Regions from separate parts of the Homo sapiens genome. Here region 2 is linked to region 1. Evidence: read pairs that join two places in POLR2A ChIA-PET (ENCODE). Cell type or tissue: Panc1. All regions are shown on one strand. Links, peaks and the distances in the headings refer to the core of each region. The heading gives the core; the rest is flanking DNA. Region 1 overlaps NRROS (negative regulator of reactive oxygen species). Region 2 overlaps FBXO45 (F-box protein 45).

The links. ChIA-PET counts read pairs that join two places held together with the same protein. Peaks named below come from ENCODE experiments on the same cell type or tissue, not always from the same donor. Only the 100,000 strongest peaks of a DNase experiment are listed, where the experiment ranks them.
Region 2: POLR2A ChIA-PET joins it to region 1 with 5 read pairs; 7 of 35 experiments call an interaction of 5 or more read pairs at or near these places.

What each region holds. Positions count from the first base shown.
Region 1 is chr3:196,661,519-196,667,403 of GRCh38, forward strand. It overlaps NRROS (negative regulator of reactive oxygen species), which reads left to right. Exons shown (of 3, transcript NM_198565.3): 3 at 1-486. The coding sequence ends at 204. Among named protein-coding and RNA genes, the nearest start is that of NRROS, 25 kb to the left of the region's middle. RefSeq lists enhancers at 3,909-4,571, 4,572-5,234, 5,235-5,885 and a silencer at 4,620-4,914. In Panc1, for the core only: no CTCF peak of the experiment used is centred there; no DNase peak of the experiment used is centred there; H3K27ac peaks cover 379 bases.
Region 2 is chr3:196,588,972-196,604,895 of GRCh38, forward strand. It overlaps FBXO45 (F-box protein 45), which reads left to right. Exons shown (of 3, transcript NM_001105573.2): 3 at 1-88. Among named protein-coding and RNA genes, the nearest start is that of FBXO45, 28 kb to the left of the region's middle. In Panc1, for the core only: no CTCF peak of the experiment used is centred there; no DNase peak of the experiment used is centred there.

The DNA.
Region 1 (5,885 bases), core at 1-2,500:
AAGATCATCCGCGTGACGGAGCTGCCCGGAGGTGTGCCTCGGGACTGCAAGTGGGAGCGGCTGGACCTGGGCCTGCTCTACCTCGTGCTCATCCTCCCCAGCTGCCTCACCCTGCTGGTGGCCTGCACTGTCATCGTCCTCACTTTTAAGAAGCCTCTGCTTCAGGTCATCAAGAGCCGCTGCCACTGGTCCTCCGTTTACTGACCTGGCTGTGTGCCAAGACTCGAAATTCGGTCCGCACACAACAGGACACTTTCTCTGCCAGCTTTCAAGATGTGATGCAGAGGCCAAGTCTGACGAATTGAAGTTTCAATTAAAATTTAATATGTTTCCATTCCTCATCGCCCACCCCACCCCCGCCCCCACCACCGCCCAAGTTCTTTTTCCATCATTATAATTCATCCTCATTATCTTGGTAAAATATTTATTAAGTGACTTTTTCAGAAATAAAAGGCAACGTGTCTCATAAATATTTTTTAAATTAAATGCAGCTTGTGTTTTTTTTTATTGTTCCTTGGTTTCCCTTGGATTATTTTGTAGTGTCCTCCCCTTGGTGACATCCATGGAGCCGAGGGTAGCAATTCAATGCAACCTACTGGAAAAAGAACTCCAAGAGCAGGTGCTAGAGATGGTGAGTCAGTGCCCTGGGGACTCAACAGGGACAAGGATTTCATAGCAGGACGACGACACAAGGATTTCATAGCAGGACGACGACAACAAAGCATTTCAAAGCACAGCTGGAGGGTCTGACATAAGATCATAAGATGAGGCCTCTCACCTGCTGCGTGACTGGCCACCGCCGTCAGAACGGTCCTGTGATCCTAGCACTTTGGGAGGCTGAGGCGGGTCACCTGAGGTCAGGAGTTCGAGACCAGCTTGGCGAACATGGTGAAACCCCGTCTCTACTAAAAATACAGAAATTAGCCGGGTGTGGTGGCGGGCGCCTGTAATCCCAGCTACTTGGGAGGCTGAGACAGGAGAATTGCTTGAACCCAGGAGGCGGAGGTTGCAGTGAACCGAGATCACACCACTGCACCCCAGCCTGGGCGATGGAGCAAGACCCCGTCTCAAAAAATAAACAAATAAATAAAATAATGGACCTCTAGCTGGGCCCTCTCCAGGTGCCCTGGCTTCATACCCGGAGTCTCTGGCAGACAGACATGACTCTTCCATGGAGAAACCAAGAGAATAATAACTGGCCCCGAGTTTATCCAGTCAGTAAGCCGACTGCCAGAGACAGTCCTCGTTCTGAAGGGAAGTAAAGAGGAATGCAGAAAGGAATGAATTCTGCTCACTTGTGAACCCTCCTAACTCTTCACAAAAAATTGCTTACAACTTCATAGCAGATGTTCAGTATCTGTATTCACTAGATTCTTAGCTTCCCTTCTCCCTCTGTTCAATGACTAACGAACAATGTCTGTGCTCCTCTCTGAGAGAAAAGATAACAAGGACACAGCCCCCGTCCTCTGGTAGTTTAGAATTTACACTGTCCTCAAAGTTTTTAATCCCTGCTTACTAAATCATAAAGGAATTAAACGCAATGGGGGAGGGATGGGGAGGGAGAGAGGCTAGAAATCCCACAAACTGATAGCTATTACCATGCAGACTAACTGTCAGCAGAAATATTTAGGCAAATCAAAGAGATAAAATCAGTGGTCTTACTCTGACACAGCAGAAACTTCCCTTGGATGCTCTACAGAGGTTTGAACAAGGCCATCTCAGGCCCCACATTCAGTAGCGTTAGCGGCAGGTCCTGTTAGGCTTTGCCATCTCAGGCCCCACATTCAGTAGCGTTAGCGGCAGGTCCTGTTGGGCTTTGCCCTTGCTATGACCCCACCGTTCCCTCCTGCACTGCGCCCAGCCTAGTGTCGTGGATGTCTCTCAGGTTGCCTTGAAGCCTTCCGGGCAAGTCCCATCAGCCAACGCAACATCAGACCAGACTCTCCTGATTTCCTCTCCCCATCAACAAAACCCTTCTCTGGGGTCCTGCTGTTTCCTAATGTGAACACTAGCTAATTAGACAAATGCATCTATCTGTGGCTGGTGCACTGACGGCTTCTCTTGAGTTAATGCGTCACCTCTGGTATCCATCAGTGTTCTTAGTCTCATGCAACTGAAGACGGTTCTGTCTGATTTAAGTAGCTTACGCATTTAGTAAGAGAATATTAGTAAGCTCTGGACTCTCGGGAAGGCTGAGGAACAGGCTTGGAAAATGGGCAGGAACAGAAGATGCTGTGTAGCAATTGGGACCAGCTGGTCTCGAACTCCTGACCTCAGCCCAAACCATGCCATGAGCAGTAACTGTGGGAGCATGGCTGCAGCCACCCCTGCCACCTTCTGCTGAAATAAATGCTCCCCAAATTCTGCTGCATCGCCAGCTCCTGACCGTGGTCATGTGCCCCTGCCCTGAGTACAAGAAGGACTGGCACGGCAATGCTGTACCCCTTGGCGAGGTGTCTATGGCAGAAGATAGGCTCCGTGTCCTCCAAATTCTTATGAGGGGGCAGAGTTCTTGAAACCTAAGAAAGGAAGTGAGACGTTGAGCAAACAAAATGAATGAAAAGTAAGTCCCGTATCCTTTTATGGCTGCATGTACATTTTATTTATTTATTTATTTATTTATTTATTTATTTATTTATTAGCCTGAGTCTCGCTTTGTTGCCCAGGCTGGAGTGCAGTGGCGTGATCTCTGCTCACTGCAACCTCTGCCTCCCAGGTTCAAGCGATTCTCCTGCCTCAGCCTCCTGAATAGCTGGGACTACAGGCGCCCGCCACCACACCCAGCTAATTTTTGTATTTTTAGTAGAGACACGGTTTCACCATGTTGGCCAGGCTGGTCTTGAACTCCTGGCCTCAGGGTGATCCGCCCACTGTGGCCTCCCAAAGTGTTGGGATTACAGGCGTGAGCCACCGCGCCCAGGCAGCGTGTACATTTTAGCAGGCAACTTCTGGAAGCAAATTCTTAGCACAAAGAAATGACTCAAATGATGGAAACTTCAGACAGAAACTCAGGGCAGTCGGGGAGATAGTTTGGGGTTCAGCAGGACTTTTGAAGCCCCTCAAGTCACACCATGTAGCTGACCACCCACTCTTTCTGTTCTTGGGGTCCAGCCCGGGAGGATGACAAATTGAGCCCCAGCCCTGCCTGTGACTGTGACTTTAGAAGGCTGTGGGCTTTCCTTCCTAGTGTTTTCCATCACAAGGATCCAAAGGTGATTTCCTGCCGGGTGCGGTGGCTCATGCCTATAATCCCAGCACTTTGGGAAGCTGAGGTGGGTGGATCACCTGAGGTCAGGAGTTCGAGACCCGCCTGGCCAATATGGTGAAACCCCATCTCTACTAAAAATACAAAAATTAGCTGGGCGTGGTGGCGTGTGCCTGTAGTCCCAGCTACTCGGGAGGCTGAGGCAGGAGAATCGCTTGAACCTGGGAGGCGGAGGTTGCAGTGAGCAGAGATGGCGCCACTGTAGTCCAGCCTGGTCGACAAGACAAAATTCCGTCTCAAAAAAAAAAGGATGATTTTCTAGGTTTCTCTCAGTATGCGGAAAGTTACATAGGGAAGGTGCTTTCTGCCTTCAGTGCTCAGCTATGGTTCCCCCAGCAAATTCTGTCCCCTTTCCCTGCTTCTCCCACTCCGACCTGGACCCATAGGAGAACCTACTGGCGAGGGAAGGACCCACAAAGCCTGTTACCAGAGTTCTTCGGTGGGGCCAGAATGGTGTCTGCCTAAGAGCTCCCATTCAGCCAGGTGGGGCACCACGTGGTTCTTCCTCAGTGGGTGGGCAGTAGGGGGCCATTTCCGGTTGCCACATGCCAGAATATTCACACAGGAGGATATTCAGAATCACAGATAAATCATGTCAGAGACTGGTCTGTGAACATGAGTAACAGTAACTTAGATTTTGGAAATCCAGTCATAAAACAAAAGCTGAAGGTTTTTCTGGAGGCATTTAAGTTAGGGATCAATTGATTTTTTTCCGTTCTTTCTTTTTTTGAGATGGAGTCTTGCTCTGTCACCCAGGCTGGAGTGCAATGGCGCAATCTCGGCTCACTGCAAACTCCGCCTCCCGGGTTCAAGCGATTCTCCTGCCTCAGCCTCCTGAGTAGCTGGGATGACAGGTGCCTGCCACCACGCCCAGCTAATTTTTGTATTTTTAGTAGAGATGGGGTTTCACCATGTTGGCCAGGCCGGCCTCGAACTCCTGACCTTGTGATCCGCCCGCCTCGGCCTCCCACAGTGCTGGGATGACAGGCTGAGCCACGGCGCCTGCTGATTTCTTTTTTTAAACGACCCCAGTTGCAAGCAATTGGACAAACTCTAATCCTTGGTTTGTATCACTGGTCATATCACTTTTTATTTATTTAATGTGCCAGATAACTTCCATTTGCCCCTCCAGATCTACTTCCCACTCTTTTCCACCCTGCCCCAGGAGGCTGGCCTCAATGGGCTCCCTTGCCCTTTGGCTTCCAGTGGTATTTGGCTAAGAAGGAGGTTTGGCAAATCACAGGGGAGGAAGAAAGTGAGGTCAGAGTATTTATTCTCCTGACTCCTCCCTGTAGATTTGTCTCAAACTGGCTGCACCTATCAACCAAACTCACACTCGTCTCAAGGCGGCTCTTTGCACACGAATCTCTGCCTTAGGTATCTAGGAACCACTCACTCCCCTGGCTCTCTTCTCTGGGCCTAGCATGGGTAACAGCTCTGCCTCACCAGCTCGTGTAATTGCATTATCCTTTGCGGTTTGCCCTCCCCTCTCCACCGCTTTGTGAATCGTCCCTTTGTAAATCCTCCTGACTTGTCCTTGTTTGAACGTGCCATCTGGTTCCTGCTGGGTCCCTGCATGACGCAGCTGGCTACTCATTTAGTAATCCTGAGCCCGAGAGATTCCAGCACTTGTGTCAGGGAGCCACAGAGTGCTAAGGATGCGCGGCCAGCGCTAGGAAAGCAAATCTCCCGAAGATGGAGTCCCCTGATTTCCATGGAGTCCATGCGTGGACATGAGGAAGAAGGTGGACATGAGGAAGATGGCACGCCTCAGTGTGTTACAAACATATTCATATTTTACCCAAATTAGAGTGGGAGAAGTTTCCAGCCTTGGAGACCTTCTTTAAAAGAGTGTGGGTGTTGCAATGACCAAAGCAAACAGATGATGGAGCTGGGGAAAAAAAAAGTGTTATTTAAAAAAATCCTTCTCGGCCGGGTGCAGTGGCTCATGCCTATAATCCCAGCACTCTGGAAGGCTGAAGCAGGCGGATCACCTGAGGTCAGGAGTTTGAGACCAGCCTGCCCAACATGGCGAAACCCCGTCTCCACTAAAAATACAAAAAATTACCCGGCGTGGTGGCACATGCCTGTAATCCCAGCTACTGCGGGGGCTGAGGCAGGAGGATCTCTTGAACCCGGGAGGCGGAGGTTGCATTGAGCCAAGATCGTGCCACTGCACTCCAGCCTGGGTGACAAGAGCGAAACTGTGTCTCAAAAAAACAAAAACGAAAAACAAAAAAAAACACTTCTCACCAACTAGTCATCTTCTATTTCATCCTCATCAACAAGTACCAAGCACTTATTTTGTGCTAAGTGCTTTATGTGGATAATTTCGCTTAATCTTGGAGAAAACTCTAGGCTGAGAGCGCTTAAGATTTGTTCAAGGTGGCTGGGCGTGGGGGCTCATGCCTGTAATCTCAGCACTTAGGGAGGCCATGGTGGGAGGATCACTTGAGGGTAGGATTTTGAGACCAGCCTGGGCAACAGAGCAAGACCCCATCTCTACAAAAAAATACAAAAATTAGTCAGGCATGGTAGCATGCGCCTGCAGGCTCAGCTACTCGAGAGGCTGATCACTTGAGCCCAGGAGGTGGAAGCTGCAGGGAGCCACGATCGCACC
Region 2 (15,924 bases), core at 2,965-5,464, 70 kb before region 1:
GTTTAGAATTTAAATTAGAATTCTGTATCTTTATTTTTTGGAATTCTGTTGTTTTGCCTTAGTTTCTTAATAAAAAGTTAAACATTAACCACCTGTGATTGCTTACATTTAAAGACATTTTTTACACATTGGTTAGAAAGAAAAATTGGGGTGCCTTAATAGCCAGAGGTGGTGATGGAATTTACCTATAAATTCCATGGCTTTAATAATAGAATCCACATTCCCCATGTTTAGAATGGAAAGTGGACAGAGAACAGTAATTCACTAGGGTCTTATTTCCCAATTGCCTCTACCGCCCCCCACCCCACCCTCCTGCTGACATTTGTTTGATAATGCAGTTGTTTGCCAAGAATTATGAGAGACAGGCATGCTATTCCTGAACTGGCTGAATACACGGCTCCTGTGATCCAAAAGCTTAAAAGAGAATCAGTTGATGATGTTGCTAAACAAGTTGGCTGATATGTTAAAGTTCAAAGCATTTTAATTTTTTTTTTTTTTTTTTTTTTTTTTTTTTTTTTTTTTTTTTTTTTGAGACAAAGTCTTGCTCTGTCACCCAGGCTGGAGAGCAGTTGATGTGCTCTCGGCTCATTGCAACCCCTGCCTCAGGTGATCCGTGTGCCTCGGCCTCCCAAAGTGCTGGGATTACAGGCATGAGCCACCGTGCCCAGCCCAAAGCATTTAAATTTTATAAAAGAAAAATAGGTGTAAATGTTCTGTATTTGCCGCTTTGTTTAGTGGAAAGAGACGCCAGAGACAGCTTTACCAGTCTGTTGTCCTGATTTCTTTTTTGGATCCTCCCTCGAACTGTTTGCTTCTTATTTAATGTGTTCACTAAAATACTGTTGAGAGCAACATGTTCTCTAGTCTTCAGAATAATAGTTTGCTGAAAGAAGTAGCCCTTTAAGATTTAAGATTGTTATTCAGCTTTTGTATGTAGGATTTCATGATGAGTGGCTCAAGAAGTAGGAATCATTTGGGGAGTTTCCTTAGGTCACCCTGTTGATAGTGTTTAATTTCTGTTTAAGGCAGGAAAACATTAAGAAAAGATTAGAGAAGTCAAGTCCTGTCTATGATATGATATGATACTTGTACACCATGTTATATTTCTGCCCCCTTTCCTGTATAAATAAAATGGGGATAAAATCAAGTAATGGTTTTGAGGTCATAGCTCCCTTAAGAAAGTCTCCCTGAAATAATGTATTAAAATTCTAGCGTCTCAAGTTAGATTCATTAGAGGCATATTGTAGTGGGAACAGACCAGATATCTTTGTTTATTTTAATATAGCTAACTTGTTCATATTCCCAACCCATGTTTAAAGAGCATATGATTGATCTGTGCCCCCTTGTTGGTCATCTTCACCTTGGAAGGAAAGGAGGCTTAAGGTTGCAATGAGAGTTGTTGATGACATCTCTAACCCCTCAGTAGGCCAAAGAGTGATGTAGTTCATGATCCAATTGCCCAGAATAGCACGGACAGATGGTTACTTTGCTAAAAGACATGTTGGTAGCAAAGACACTGCTCTGAGCAGAGACTGGTGGCAAAGCCCAGCGCAATCCACCCTTCTGAGCACAGCCTACAGGAACTTCAGTGCCGACGGAGTCACGGAGGCCACTCTAGGTTTTACATGGCCATAGTTGAGCTTCTGAAATTTTGAAGGATCTCCCTGCCCACCCAGCTACTAGTCATCCACTTGGTAATGTAGACAGAATGAAAAAGGCAGGAAAGATCATTCATCAAATTATTTTCTAACATCCGTTATCTAGCAGGCTTTTACCAGGTACTAGAGATGGAAAGATGAGAAGGAAAAATCGAAGTTGCTGACAAGCTTCTGTGAAAGCAAATGTGGAAACAGACTACTGTGAAACTGAGGTAACTGCTTTAACGAAATTACAGGTGAGGTCCAGGGTGGCATAGGAGAGGGAATAGTTAACCTGGGGCGATGTTTAAGCTGAGCTTAGAAGATAGTAGGTGGGAGCTAATGAGGATAAATCCACTGTTCCAGGCAAGTGGGATAGGACGTGCTATGATACGGAGGCACAGATAGGTCCGCTATGTCTGGAACCATGCTGGACAAGTGGTGGGGGAGGGCATGGAACAGGGAAATTGCGTCTGGATTATAATTGCCATACCAAATAGTTTGGGTTTTGTCTATTTTTTCATGGGGGAAGCCATTCAAAAGTTTTCAGCAGGGGCATGATTAGCTACAAAAACCAATATCTGAAAGGTGGGAGTCAGGAGGTCTAGGCAGAAAATGATGAGGACCTAAACTAAGGTGACTAAAGATGGAGGAGGGATGTATTTAAGAGAATGCAGGAACACATGTGGACACCATTTGTATGTCAAGAGTGAGAAGCTTTTTGGTGCAGACATTTATAAGGTACTGCTTATTAAGAAAGGGTATTGAAAAGGAGGAATAGATTGGGAGGTGAGGGGCCGAGCGCAGTGGCTCACATCTGTCATCCCAGCACTTTGGGAGGCTGAGGTGGGCAGATCACCTGAGGCCAGGAGTTCGAGACCAGCCTGGCCAACGTGGTGAAACCCCGCCTCTACTAAAAATACAAAAATTAGTCGGTTGTGGTGGCAGGTGCCTGTAATCCCAGCTACTCGGGAGGCTGAGGCAGGAGAATGGCGGGAACCCAGGAGGCGGAGCTTGCAGTGAGCCGAGATCGCGCCATTGCACTCCAGCCTGGGTGACAGAGCGAGACTCTGTCTCAAAAAAAAAGATTGGGGGGTGAGGGTAACGAGTGCGGTTTTGAACATGTTAAATCGGAGGTGGAAATACAGAAAAGGCAGTTGGAACTAGTGAGCCTGGAGTTAAGGAGATCGGCAGCCAGCTGGATGAGAGAGCTGCTGGTGTGCCGCGTTCCTCACTGGCCGTACGGGCTCCACAGCCCAGCGGGTAGAGCGAGGGAGGCGGGCCTGCAATACCCCCAAAGGACAACCAACTGCCTTCTAAACCGTGACTCTGCCAACTAAAGGCTGCGGGGGTGTTTTGTTGTTTCGGGATTTTTCTTTTCCTTACATACCCCACACCTCTGAATAACAATCCTAGCAGTTCAATTTTTTTTTTTTTTCTTGGAGACAGAGTCTCGCTCTGTCGCCCAGGCTGGAGTGCGGTGGTGTGATCTCGGCTCACTGCAACCTCCGCCTCCCGGGTTCCAGCCATTCTCCTGCCTCAGCCTCCCGAGTAGCTGGGATTACAGGCGCCCGCCACCACGCCCGGCTAATTTTTGTATTTTTAGGAGAGATGGAGTTTCACCGTGTTAGCCAGGATGGTCTTGATCTCTTGACCTCGTGATCTGCCCGCCTCGGCCTCCCAAAGTGCTGGGATTACAGGCGTGAGCCACCGCGCCCAGCCTCAGTTCAAAATTTTTAGGTGCCTCTTTTTAATTTTGGGAGAAGCTCAGCAATGTTCTATCATTTTGGTCTTGAGGCAAGACCACTGGATCAACAGCACAGGACTCATGCGGTCTAAGTCCTGGGGGCGCTGCTGGTCACGACGCGATTCCGGAGCAGATGTCTTCCTTCCTGGGGCTGTTGCTGAGGCTGACCTAGCTCAATGCTTCTCATTTTGGGATGCCCACTAGAATCACCTGGGGAGTTTTTTATTTCTTTAAATTAGCTTTATTGAGATAATAACTGACATCAAACAAGCTATACCTATTTACCAGTGCACAATTTGATAAGCTTTGATGTATGTATATATCCATCACAATCAAGATAGCCTATATGTGGGAAGCTTTTAAAAGATAAGATGCAGCCGGGCGCGGTGGCTCACGCCTGTAATCCCAGCACTTTGGGAGGCCGAGGCAGGCGGATCACCTGAGGTCGGGAGTTCGAGACCAGCCTGACCAGCATGGAGAAACCCCGTCTCTACTAAAAATACAAAAATTAGCCGGGTGTGGTGGCGCGTGCCTGTTATCCCAGCTACTCGGGAGACTGAGGCAGGAGAATCATTTGAACTCGGGAGGGGGAGGTTGCAGTGAGCTGAGATCCAGCCATTGCACTCCAGCCTGGGCAACAAGAGCAAAACTCCTTCTCAAATAAATAAATAAGATGCCCTAGCAAATTAAATTCCATGGAGTAGTAGAGTGGAGTTTTGTTTGTTTGTTTTTGTTGTTGGTTTTTTTTGAGACAGAGTCTCACTCTCTCCCAGGCTGGAGTGCAGTGGCCCGATCTCGGCTCACTGCAAGCTCCGCCTCCCGAGTTCACGCCATTCTCCTGCCTCAGCCTCCCAAGTAGCTGGGACTACAGGCGCCCGCCACCACGCCCAGCTAATTTTTTGCATTTTTAATAGAGACGGGGTTTCACCGTGTTAACCAGGATGGTCTCAATCTCCTCATCTCGTGATCCACCCCCCTCGGCCTCCCAAAGTGCTGGGATTACAGGTGTGAGCCAACGCACCCAGCCTTTTGTTTGTTTTTAAGTCTCCAGGTACTTCTCCCCTGAACTAGGAGACCACCATTCAGGAATGACATTTGAGCAGCCTCAAGTGGAGGCAAAAATCTCTGGTTTATTTTATGTTACGATTTGATTATTTTATTTTATTTTATTTATTTTATTTTTTGAGACGGAGTCTCACTCTGTTGCCTAGGCTGGAATACAGTGGCGCGATCTTGGCTCACTGGAACCTTTGCCTCCTGGCTGCAAGCGACTCTCCTGCCTCAGCCTCTTGAGTAGCTGGGATTACAGGCAAGTGCCACCATGCCCAGCTAAATTTTGTATTTTTAGTAGAGACGGGGTTTCACCATGTTGGTCAGGCTGGTCTCGAACTCCTGACCTTGTGATCCACCCGCCTGGGCCTCCCAAAGTGCAGGGATTACAGACGTGAGCCACCGTGCCAGGCAAAAATCTCTGGTTTATAACCAGGAAAATTGTATGAGAAAAAAGAGCTCTAGCTCTAGAGACCAAGAGCAAGGTGATGGCAGTGCCAGAGTGAGCACCTAAGGCAAGACTGTCTCTTCTGTGGGTCTTTCTATGGCCCTTAGTGAGCTAAAGTGAGGCTGTCATTTAAAAGAGGTTCTAGCCCGGGTGCGGTGGCTCACGCCTGCCATCCCAGCACTTTGGGAGGCCAAGGCGGACAGATTATGAGATCAGGAGTTCAAGATCAGGCTGGCGAACATGGTGAAACCCCAGCTCTACTAATAATACAAAAATTAGCTGGGTGTGGTGGTGGGTGCCTGTAATCCCAGCTACTCGGGAGGCTGAGGCAGGAGAATCGCTTGAACCCAGGAGGCAGAGGTTGCAGTGAGTCAAGATGGTGCCACTGCACTCCAGCCTGGGCCACACAGTGAGACTCCGTCTCAGGAAAAAAAAAAAAAAAAAAAAAAAGAGGTGTCCTTATCAGGATTCTTTCAGGAATTAGTGCTTTGGTCCTTCCTATATCGGAGTGGCAATGACATTTGGGTGCCTAACCAAAGCTGAGCAGCTGCACCTGTGGTTTGTCACATCTTAAAATCAAACTTCTTATCTCTGATAAAAGGAGATATAATGATTGAAAATTGCTACAGGAAAGAAACAATAAAACCTAATGTCATGGGCTGAGTTGCATCCCCTTGAAAATTTATATGTTGAAATCCTCCAGTACCGCAGAATGTGACCTTATTTGTAAATGGGGTCATCTCAGATGTTACTAGTTAAGATGAGGTCATACCAGAAAAGACTGGGTCCCTAATTTAAGATAACTGGTATCCTTATGAAAAAGAGATTTAGACGCAGACATGCACACAGGGAGGATCCCATGTGAAGATGAAGGCAGCGATCAGGGCCATCCAGCAGATGCCAAGTGCCAAAAACTGCCAGCAAACCAACAGAAACCGGGCAGCGGCGCGAAGCAGATTCTTCCGCACCACCCTCAGAGGAAACCAGCCCTGCTGACACCTTCATCTCAGACTTCTAGCCTCCAGGACTGTGGGACGATACTTTTTTCTTTTTTTTTTTTTGAGACGGAGTCTCGCTCTGTCGCCCAGGCTGGAGTGCAGTAGTGCAATCTTGGCTCACTGCAAGCTCCGCCTCCCGGGTTCAAGCAATTCTCCTGTCCCAGCCTCCTGAGTAGCGGGGGTTACAGGCGCCCACCACCATGCCCGGCTAATTTTTGTATTTTTAGTAGAGACGCGGTTTCACCATATTGGTCAGGCTCGTCTTGAACTCCTGACCTTAGGTGATCCCCCTGCCTCGGCCTCCCAAAGTGCTGGGATTACAGGCGGGAGCCACTGCGCCCGGCAAGGGACGATACATTTTTGTCGTTGAAGCCACCAACTTTGTGGTACTTTGCTGTGGCAACCCTAGGAAACACACCTTTTAATTTTTCTCTCTACCAATTCTATTTCTTTCTGGAGGCAACTTTGATTTTGTGTTTGGTTGTTCGCCGGAACCATGGGAAAGGCCAGGAACAGTTTTAAGGTGTTAAGGTTTGTTGGAAGGTCTTTGTCAGGTTGCATTCGTAACCCAGTGTTTGTAAAGTACTTAGTGTAGTGGTTAGGGGCATGGATTCTGGGGTCATGAATTCAAACCCACGTTCTACCACTTACTAGTTCTGTGACCCTGGGTGGGACATTTGATCCCTCCAAGCCTCAGTTCCCTTATCTGTAAAATGGGGGGCGGGGGGAATCGTGCTACTTACTTTAAAAGGTGATGTGAGCATTACATGAAACGCACATTGAGCCACTTAGAACAGTGCCAGGAGTGTAGTAAGTATTCACTGTATTTCTCATTATTATTACTGAACTGTTCTATAATAGGTAAGTATCATTAGGAGCCAACCATGGAAGAAAAGCAATTTTAGTCACTAAAAAAAAAAAAATTGTGGTGAAATATAAAACATTCCATTCATCTGGTTCTAAAATTAAGAATAGGAAACATTTTAAAATAGGAAATGTTTTAAAATTTAGGAAACATTTAAAAATATTCAAAGCAACAGAACCTGAGGTAGTACAAGCAAAATAAGTTTATTTTAGAGATACAGGGCTGGCTCCCAGAGATCAATAGCAGGAATGCCTTGTTTTTCATGAGGAAGTTGGACAAAGCAATGGAAAGCCATCAGGAGCCTGGGAATACCACCTCTTCCTTATTCCCGAGACATTTCTTCATTCTTTCCCCAAACTTCCTCTTCTACATAGTCCACGTTGTGAAAAATGGCCACCCACACTTCTCCCCTCCATCCAAGAGATCACCTCGGGGTCTCAGATAGACTCCAATTCCTACTACTGGTCCAATCAGCTATGGCCATGGGATGGGGAGTGGGCTCACACGGTACCTAGGATGCCACTGGGGTCTCAGCCCTACGACTCTGTGGCTGGGGGATGAGGGGGAGGGAAGTCATAAAGAAGAGAGAATGGGTACTGCAGGAAGACACTAATAAACATGCTTCCTCCCACCCCCAAAGTTTGGCCATATGAGGAATAGCACATTTGAGGACTCCCCAGAAGAAAAACGACAAAGGAGGCTGAAAGGAGTGAAGAGGAAAAAAGATACAGAGGGGAGAGCAAGGTAACCCCATCAAGTACTGGAGACTCACAGCAAGACAGCCACCCAGAGGGGGAGCACAGCGTCTCGGTGTAAGACTCAGGGTGGTGCCTTGCCCAGCCTCTGCCCTGAGAAGCAACAGACACTACCTGCGCTGTCAGGGGCTGTGTCTGAGCAGGAGCTGGTTTGCTAAATCAAGGGCAAGAAGAGAAAGCTCAGGTCTTTTGGGTCTTGAAGAAACTGTACTTCTTACCTCGTCCTTCTCTTCTCTGTTTTAAGGGAGAGACTAAAGAATGGTGAGGTTTGAAACTCAGAGGAAAACCAGCTTGGTGATCTGTTTTTTGTTTAGCTGACACGAAATCATTCACACCCAGCAGCTCACTGCCTGCTTATTTTAAGCATGAAAAATGAGGGTAATAAGTTTCTCCCTCTCTTGTGGGAATTATGTTCATATCTTTCACTGGACTCCTTTCCTACACACCCAGAGCTTAATTTTGGTTACTTTTGGAATACTAAAATGAACTGAGGGTCCCAGCCTGGAAGGGAGTTTGGTGATGAGGTGAAATGAAGTATTTTAGGGCAAGGATGGCAACGGAATTCAAATCCTCTGCCGTGACACCCAAGTGAAATGCTCTGCTTCTCACAGAGTGACACTTAGAGCTGTGGGTTTTGAGACAGATAGAAAGGGATCTCTCTTGGTTTTTTGTTTGTTTTTTGAGATGGAGTTTCGCTGTTGTTGCCCGGGCTGGAGTGCGATGGCGCAATCTCGGCTCACTGCAACCTCTGCCTCCCAGGTTCAAGCGATTCTCCTGCCTCAGCCTCCCAAGTAGCTGGGATTACAGATGCCCGCCACCATGCCCAGCTAATTTTGTATTTTTAGTAGAAACAGGCTTTCTCCATGTTGGTCAGGCTGGTCTCAAACTCCCAACCTCAGGTGATCCACACGCCTTGGCTTCCCGAAATGCTGGGATTACAGGCGTGAGCCACTGCGCCTGGTTGAAAAGGATCTCTTGTAGGAAGATGGAACCCAGAGGGGCTTAAGAGGACCTACGCACCCGCAGGCCTCCTCTCCCTGCACAAAAACATAGGCGTCCCCTGATTTCATGACCAGTTGTCATGAAATCACACCCAAGTCCCTCACTTAGAAACCCCCACGATGAGTTAAACTATTCACTGGCCGGGCGTGGTGGCTCATGCCTGTAATCCCAACACTTTGGGAGGCTGAGACAGTTGGACTACCTGAGGTCAGGAGTTCGAAACCAGCCTGGCCAAGATGGCAAAACCCTGTCTCTACTAAAAATACAAAAATTAGCCGGGCATGGTGGTGGGCACCTGTAATCCCAGCTACTCAGGAGGCTGAGGAAGGAGAATCGCTTGAAGCTGGGAGGCGGAGGTTGCAGTGAGCCAAGATCGCACCACTGCACTCCAGCCCGGCCGACAGTGAGACTCAGTCTCAAAAAACAAAAACAAAAACAAAACAAAACAAAAAAACACCGTTGCCTGCAGCTTCCCTGCCCATAAAGAAACGCATGCTATAGTGAAGGAAAGTGGCACAGCCTTGTCTTCTATGCATCTGCCTTCCAAGACCTTATCAGAAGTGGCTGGTGCACAATTTATGATTGAGGTCTTCTTACCTCTTTTCCCATCATAATCATGACTAGCAGCAAGAATGGAACATGTAGAGCCCTAGTCTAGGCAATCAATATAGCACTCACATTCCTTTGACTCAGCCCCTCCTCCATGGAATATGCAGCGCGGGTACTGTTAGTGTGTCTGGAATTGGTGGGTTCTTGGTCTCACTGACTTCAAGACTGAAGCCGCGGACCCTCGCGGTGAGTGTTACAGCTCTTAAGGGCGCGCGTCTGGAGTTTGTTCCTTCTGATGTTCGGATGTGTTCGGAGTTTTTTCTTTCTGGTGGGCTGCAGACTTTCGCGGTGAGTGTTACAGCTCTTAAAGCGGCGCATCTGGAGTTGCTTGTTCCTCCCGCTGGGCTCGTGGTCTCACTGGCTTCAGGAGTGAAGCTGCAGACTTTTGTGGTGAGTGTTACAGCTCATAAAAAGCAGCGTGGACCCAGTGAGCAGCAGCAAGATTTATTGCAAAAAGCCAAAGAACAGAGCTTCCACACAATGGAAGGGGACCGGAACGGCTTGCCGCTGCTGGCTCGGGCAGCCTGCTTTTATTCTCTTATCTGGCCCCACCCACATCCTGTTGATTGGTAGAGCCTAGAGGCCTGTTTTGACAGGGCGCTGATTGGTGCGTTTACAATCCCTGAGCTAGATACAAAGGTTCTCCACGTCCCCATCAGATTAGTTAGATACGGAGTTTCCACACACAGGTTCTCCAAGGCCCCACCAGAGCAGCTAGATACAGAGTGTCGATTGGTGCACTCACAAACCCTGAGCTAGACACAGGGTGCTGATTGGTGTGTTTACAAACCTTGAGCTAGATACAGAGTGTGGATTGGTGTGTTTACAATCCCTGAGCTAGACATAAAGGTTCTCCACGTCCCCACCAGACTCAGGAGCCCAGCTGGCTTCGCCCAGTGGATCCCGCACTGGGGCTGCAGGTGGAGCTGCCTGCCAGTCCTGCGCGTGCGCCCGCACTCCTCAGCCCTTGGGTGGTCGATGGGACTGGGCATGGTGGAGCAGGGGGTGGCGCTCGTCGGGGAGGCCCGGGCCGCACAGGAGCCCACGGAGGGGGTGGGAAGCTCAGGCAGGGCGGGCTGCGGGTCCCGAGCCCTGCCGAGCGGGAAGGCAGCTAAGGCCCGGTGAGAAATCGAGCACATCGCTGGTGGGCTGGCACTGCTGGGGGACCCAGTACACCCTCCGCAGCCGCTGGCCCGGGTGCTAAGCCCCTCATTGCCCGGGGCCAGCAGGGCCCGCCAGCTGCTCCGAGTGCGGGGCCCGCCAAGCCCACGCCTACCCGGAATTCCAGCTGGCCCGCAAGCGCCGCACGCAGCCCCGGTTCCCGCTCGCGCCTCTCCCTCCACACCTCCCTGCAAGCTGAGGGAGCGGGCTCCGGTCTTGGCCAGCCCAGAAAGGGGCTCCCACAGTGCAGTGGGGGGCTGAAGGGCTCCTCAAGTGCCGCCAAAGTGGAAGCCCAGGCAGAGGCGGGCCGAGAGCAAGCGAGGGCTCTGAGGACTGCCAGCACGCTGTCACCTCTCATTAGGACTCTGCAGCGCGGGTACTGTTAGGACTCTGCAGCGCGGGTACTGTTAGGACTGGGTCCCTGCACTCCAGGTCTTCAGAGATGTTGTGCTTAATATTTCTGGGCACCTGCTATGTGTTTTATCTACATTACTTGATTTATTTATTAGAATATCTTGATGGTATTCACATTCGTGGAACACTGAGGCTCACAGACGATAAATAACTTGCTAAAGTCACACACCTTAAGTTTCAGAGTCTTGTTTCAGCCTAGATCTCTGACTCAAAACTTTGGTTACTTTCTCCTCAAGGGGGAGGCAGACGTGTCGCAGATAAACATCCAATAACAAGTAAGTGCTCTTGAAGAGATAAACATGAGTAGTGCTGGGGTGGCTGACTTGCCTGGAGAGTCAGTAGATACATTTTGACTGTTGTTTTATTTACCAGGACTGGAGAGGAAAATGGGAAGAACATATATTCTCTCTCTTCACAGCCAGCTCCTCTCTGCTCCTCTCCTCGCTTCTGTGAACAATTCCCTCAGCCTGTGTATGAATCATGATCACCATTCACTATAGAACCCTGACCTGTGTCCGGGTTGCCAGACATAATACAGGATGCCTGATGAAATTTCAGATCAATGAATAGTTTTTTAGTATACATACATACCCAATGTTGCATGAAATATAATGATACTAAAGAATTATTCGTGTTTAAAATTCAAATTTCACTGTGGGCACTGCATTTTTTCCCAATTTTCAAACTGTGGTACTGTACACATAATGTAAAATGTTTACCATCTTAACCAATTTCAAGTGTACAGTTAGTGGTACTAAATACATTCATGATGTGTGCAACCATCAGCACCATCCATCTCCAGAACTTTGTTTGTTTGCTTATTTGTTTAGTAGAGATGGGGTCTTGCTGTGTTGCCCAGGCTGGTCTCCTGCTCCGTGACTCAAGTGATCCTCTCGCCTCGGCCTCCCAAAGGCTGGGAATACAGGCGCAAGCCACCATGCCCGGCCTCTCGAGCTCTTTTATCTTGTAAAATTGAAACCTTATGTCTACTAAACAATAACTCTACATTCCCCCAACTCCCCAGTCCCCGGCAACCACCATGCTACTTTGTGTATCTGTGATTTTGACTCCTCTAAACACTGCAGATAAGTGGAATTACACAGTATTTGCCCTTTTGTGACTGGCTTATTTCACTTAGTGTAATATCCTCAAGGTTCATTCATATGTTGTAGGATGTGTCAGAATTTTTTTCCTCTGTAAGACTGAAGACTGTTCCATCGAGCCACGTTTTGCTTATCCATTCATTCGTTGATGGACTCTGGGTTGCTTCCACGCTGTAGCTGCTGTGAGGAACGCTGCTGTGAACACGGGTGTGCAAAGGTCTCTTTGAGGCTCTGCTTTCGGTTCTTGTGGGTCTATTCTCAGCAGTGGGATGCTGAATCATACAGCCATTCTCTGTTTTATTTTTCGAGGAACTGCCAGACTGTTTTCCAGGCTGGCTGCACATTTTACACTCCCACCAGCCGTGCACGAGGATTCCATTTCTCCACGTCCTCACCAACGCGTCTATCTGATGTTTTCGTTTTCCCAAATAGCCATCCTAAAGGGTGTGAGGTGAGGGCATTCTTTATTTGTATTTGCCAAATGTAGCGACCCTAAAGCCCAGCCAGAGACCTCTTGCCGGGCTCTGATGTCACACCTTGCCCATCTAACCCTTGCCTTTTCTGTGTCGCATCCTGGCCTGGACTCCTGGTCCTCTGGTCCTCACCCAGCCTCTCCTCATTTACTGCTGCCCATGCCTCAGTGTGAGACTGTGTCTGGGGCTCTCGTCACCTCTTCTTGCCTTGCTCCCTCTGAGAGCACCTCGCTGGCACCACACTGACAGGTTGGCACCATAGGCTGAGCCTGAATGTAGAAACTGGCAGAACATCAACTCAAAGGAAATGTCCCAAGAGGAGAAAATGTTGAGACAGCAAAAGTCTGTGGCCTAATCTCAGAGCACTCACAGTTATAGATCCCTGACACTTTGCAGGCCAGAAGAAGCTGAATTTTTAGTTATTTGATCCTTTCCCCAGTTAGGGTTCCAGCTTCCTCCTCCTTTCCCTTTTTCAGATACTAAGAACCCACCATGAGCACCACACTGACAGGCCGGCATAGACAAGTAAAACTCTGCCCTCAAGGATCTAGGCCCAGTGAGGAAGCCGAGACCTTTCTAAATAGTTGTAACATATAGAAAATGAGAACAGCTGAAGGAAGTGCAGGAGGAACGCCACATGAGGGCATTTGCGGGTGAGGGAGGGTCCAAGGAACTTTGTGGAGCAGGTGTCATCTGAGCAGAACCTTAAAAGATAAATGGTATTTAAGCATGTATCAATTTGCCAAATAAAATTGTTAACACAAATTTATATTTATTTATTTATTTATTTGGAGATGGAGTCTCGCTCTGTCGCCCAGGCTGGAGTGCAATGGTGTGATCTTGGCTCACTGGAACCTCCACCTCCCAAGTTCAAGCGATTATCTTGCCTCAGCCTCCCAAGTAGCTGGGACTACAGGTGCACACCATCACGCCCGGCTAATTTTTGTATTTTTAGTAGAGACTGGTTTCACCATGTTAGCCAGGCTGGTGATCTAGCCATAGGTGATCTACCCACCTTGGCCTCCCAAAGTGCTGGGATTACAGGTGTGAGCCACTGCGCCTGGCTGCACAAATTTATTAATAGCAATTTACCAATGTTGCTCGCTAAAACTTTATTACTTTTTTTTTTCTTTTTTTTTTGAGACAGAGTCTCGCTCTGTCACCCAGGCTGGAGTGCAGTGGCACGATCTCAGCTCACTCTAACCTCCGCCTCCCAGGTTCAAAAGATTTTTGTGCCTCAGCCTCCTGAGTAGCTGGGATTATAGGCGTGCACCATCAAGCCTGGCTAATTTTTCTATTTTTAGGAGAGACGAGGTTTCACCATGTTGGTCAGGCTGGTCTCGAACTCCTGACCTCATGATCCCCCTGCCTCGGCCTCCCAAAGTGCTAGGATTACAGGTGTGAGCCACCACGCCTAGCCAAAACTTTATTCCTTTTAGCAATTTGTAGAATGTATAGCAATTTAATTTTTACCAAGCTTTCCCAATATTCCATTTATTTATTTATGTTTTCATTTCAGGCAATGTTTATGTCCCAAATGTCAAAAAACATTTTAAGGTTGGTTTTTCTCTTCCAACCATGTTTTTCTGGTTTTAAAAGTAATCTTTATTTTTAATTAATTTATTAATTAAATTAATATAAATTAATGTGATAGAAATTAGGATAATTTAATTACTCTTAGTTAATATGTGCATTATAAGAAACCGAAAAACACAAGAAGCAGAGAACAAGGCCGTCCACAATCACGAGCAGTTTGCAGTTGACCGTGTCCTTCCAGGTCCCGTGTATGTACAGACACAACACCCAGTGGATCGTGCTTTGTCACACAACATTCTGCCCAATTTTAAATCCGTTTTGCTGCCTCCTTGAGATTCTGTGACTCTAGTGGCTTGGTTCCCACAGGTATCTCCCTTTGCAAATCTATGCTTGAAGGTTTCTCTGTCATGCTAAGTCAGTGACTATTATTTTTCAATTCTGACATCTTTGAAATATGCAGAAGAGACCAGGCGCGGTGCTCACGCCTGTAATCCCAGCACTTTGGGAGGCCGAGGTGGGCGGATCACGAGCTCAGGAGATCGAGACCATCCTGGCTAACACGGTGAAACCCCGTCTCTACTAAAAGTACAAAAAAATTAGCCGGGCGTGGTGGCGGGCGCCTGTACTCCCAGCTACTAGGGAGGCTGAGGCAGGAGAACGGGGTGAACCCGGGAGGCGGAGCTTGCAGTGAGCCGAGATCGCGCCACTGAACTCCAGCCTGGGTGACTGAGAGAGACTCTGTCTCAAAAAAAAAAAAAAAAAAAAAAAAGAAATATGCAGAAGAGTAAAGAGAATAACAACAAACACCCATCTGCTCAATGTTCAGCTTTAGCAAATCTTAACCTTTTGCCAAATTTGCTTCAGATATTTTTTTCTCAGAAACGAAATATTACAGATACAGTTGAAGCCTCTTATACATCTATGCCTGTGATTTGACTCCTTTCCCTCTCTCTCCAGAACTTGACACGTGTCATTGCTGTGTTTGTTTTCATGCTTTTCTGTAGTGTGATGGGTCCCCAGCCAAGTTACTAAAGAGTGTGTGTCTGCTGCCTGAACCCTGAAGGCCAGGCCATGAGCCAAGGCCACAGTGCCCAGCAGAGGAGCAGGTGTCCCTCAGAACCAAGCGTCCCGGAGGGTTTCTAAGAAACTACCAAGAAAAACAGTCCATCACTCACACAGTGGGCAAAGAGCCAGAAAATTAGCTTAAAGGCAGCTCAAGAGTGTGGCCGGGCACGGCTCATGCCTGTAATCCCAGCACTCTGGGAGGTCAAGGTGGGTGGTTCACGAGGTCAAGAGATCGAGACCAGCCTGGCCAACATGGTGAAACCCCATCTCTACTAAAAATACAAAAATTAGCTGGGCGTGGTGGCATGAGCCTGTAGTCCCAGCAACTCAGAAGGCTGAGGCAGGAGAATCACTTGAATCCAGGAGGCGGAGGTTGCAGCGAGCCAAGATCACGCCACTGCACTCCAGCCTGGAGACAGAGCAAGACTCCGTCTCAAAAAAAAAAAAAAAAGAGTGGGAAAATGGGAGGCAATGCAGGTCTCTAAAGCTGTCCTGCTACTGCCCAGGAGGCCTTGTATGTAGGTCCAAATAAACTCATCTACTTGCCAAGCTGGACGTGTCTCAGTCATTCTTTGGTCTCTCAGCCTCCTCCTAGTTTGGGAAAAGGTTTTTTGTTTGTTTGTATTTTTTTAATACAATTCCAGGTTTTCTTTGTTATGTTTCTACATATCCATTGATCTATAAAGAAGGCTTAGCATTTTTTGCATATTTCTAAACCATATACAGGATATATACACATGCGTGTGTGCCACGAACCGTTTATGTCCTCCTGCAACTTCGTGTTCTTGTGATTTATCCATTCCTAAACATAGAACTGTTACTTCTTTTTTAATTGCTGTACAGCAGAGGTCCCCAAACCCCAGCACAGGTGCACAGCCTGTTAGGAAACTGCGTCACACGGCAGGAGGGGAGCAGCAGGCGGGTGAGCAAGTGAAGCTTCATCTGTATTGACAGCCGCTCCCCATCACTCGCATTACTGCTTGAGCTCCGCCTCCTGTCCGATCAGCGCCGGCACTAGATACTCATAGCTATGTGAACCCTATTGTGAACTGAGCATATGA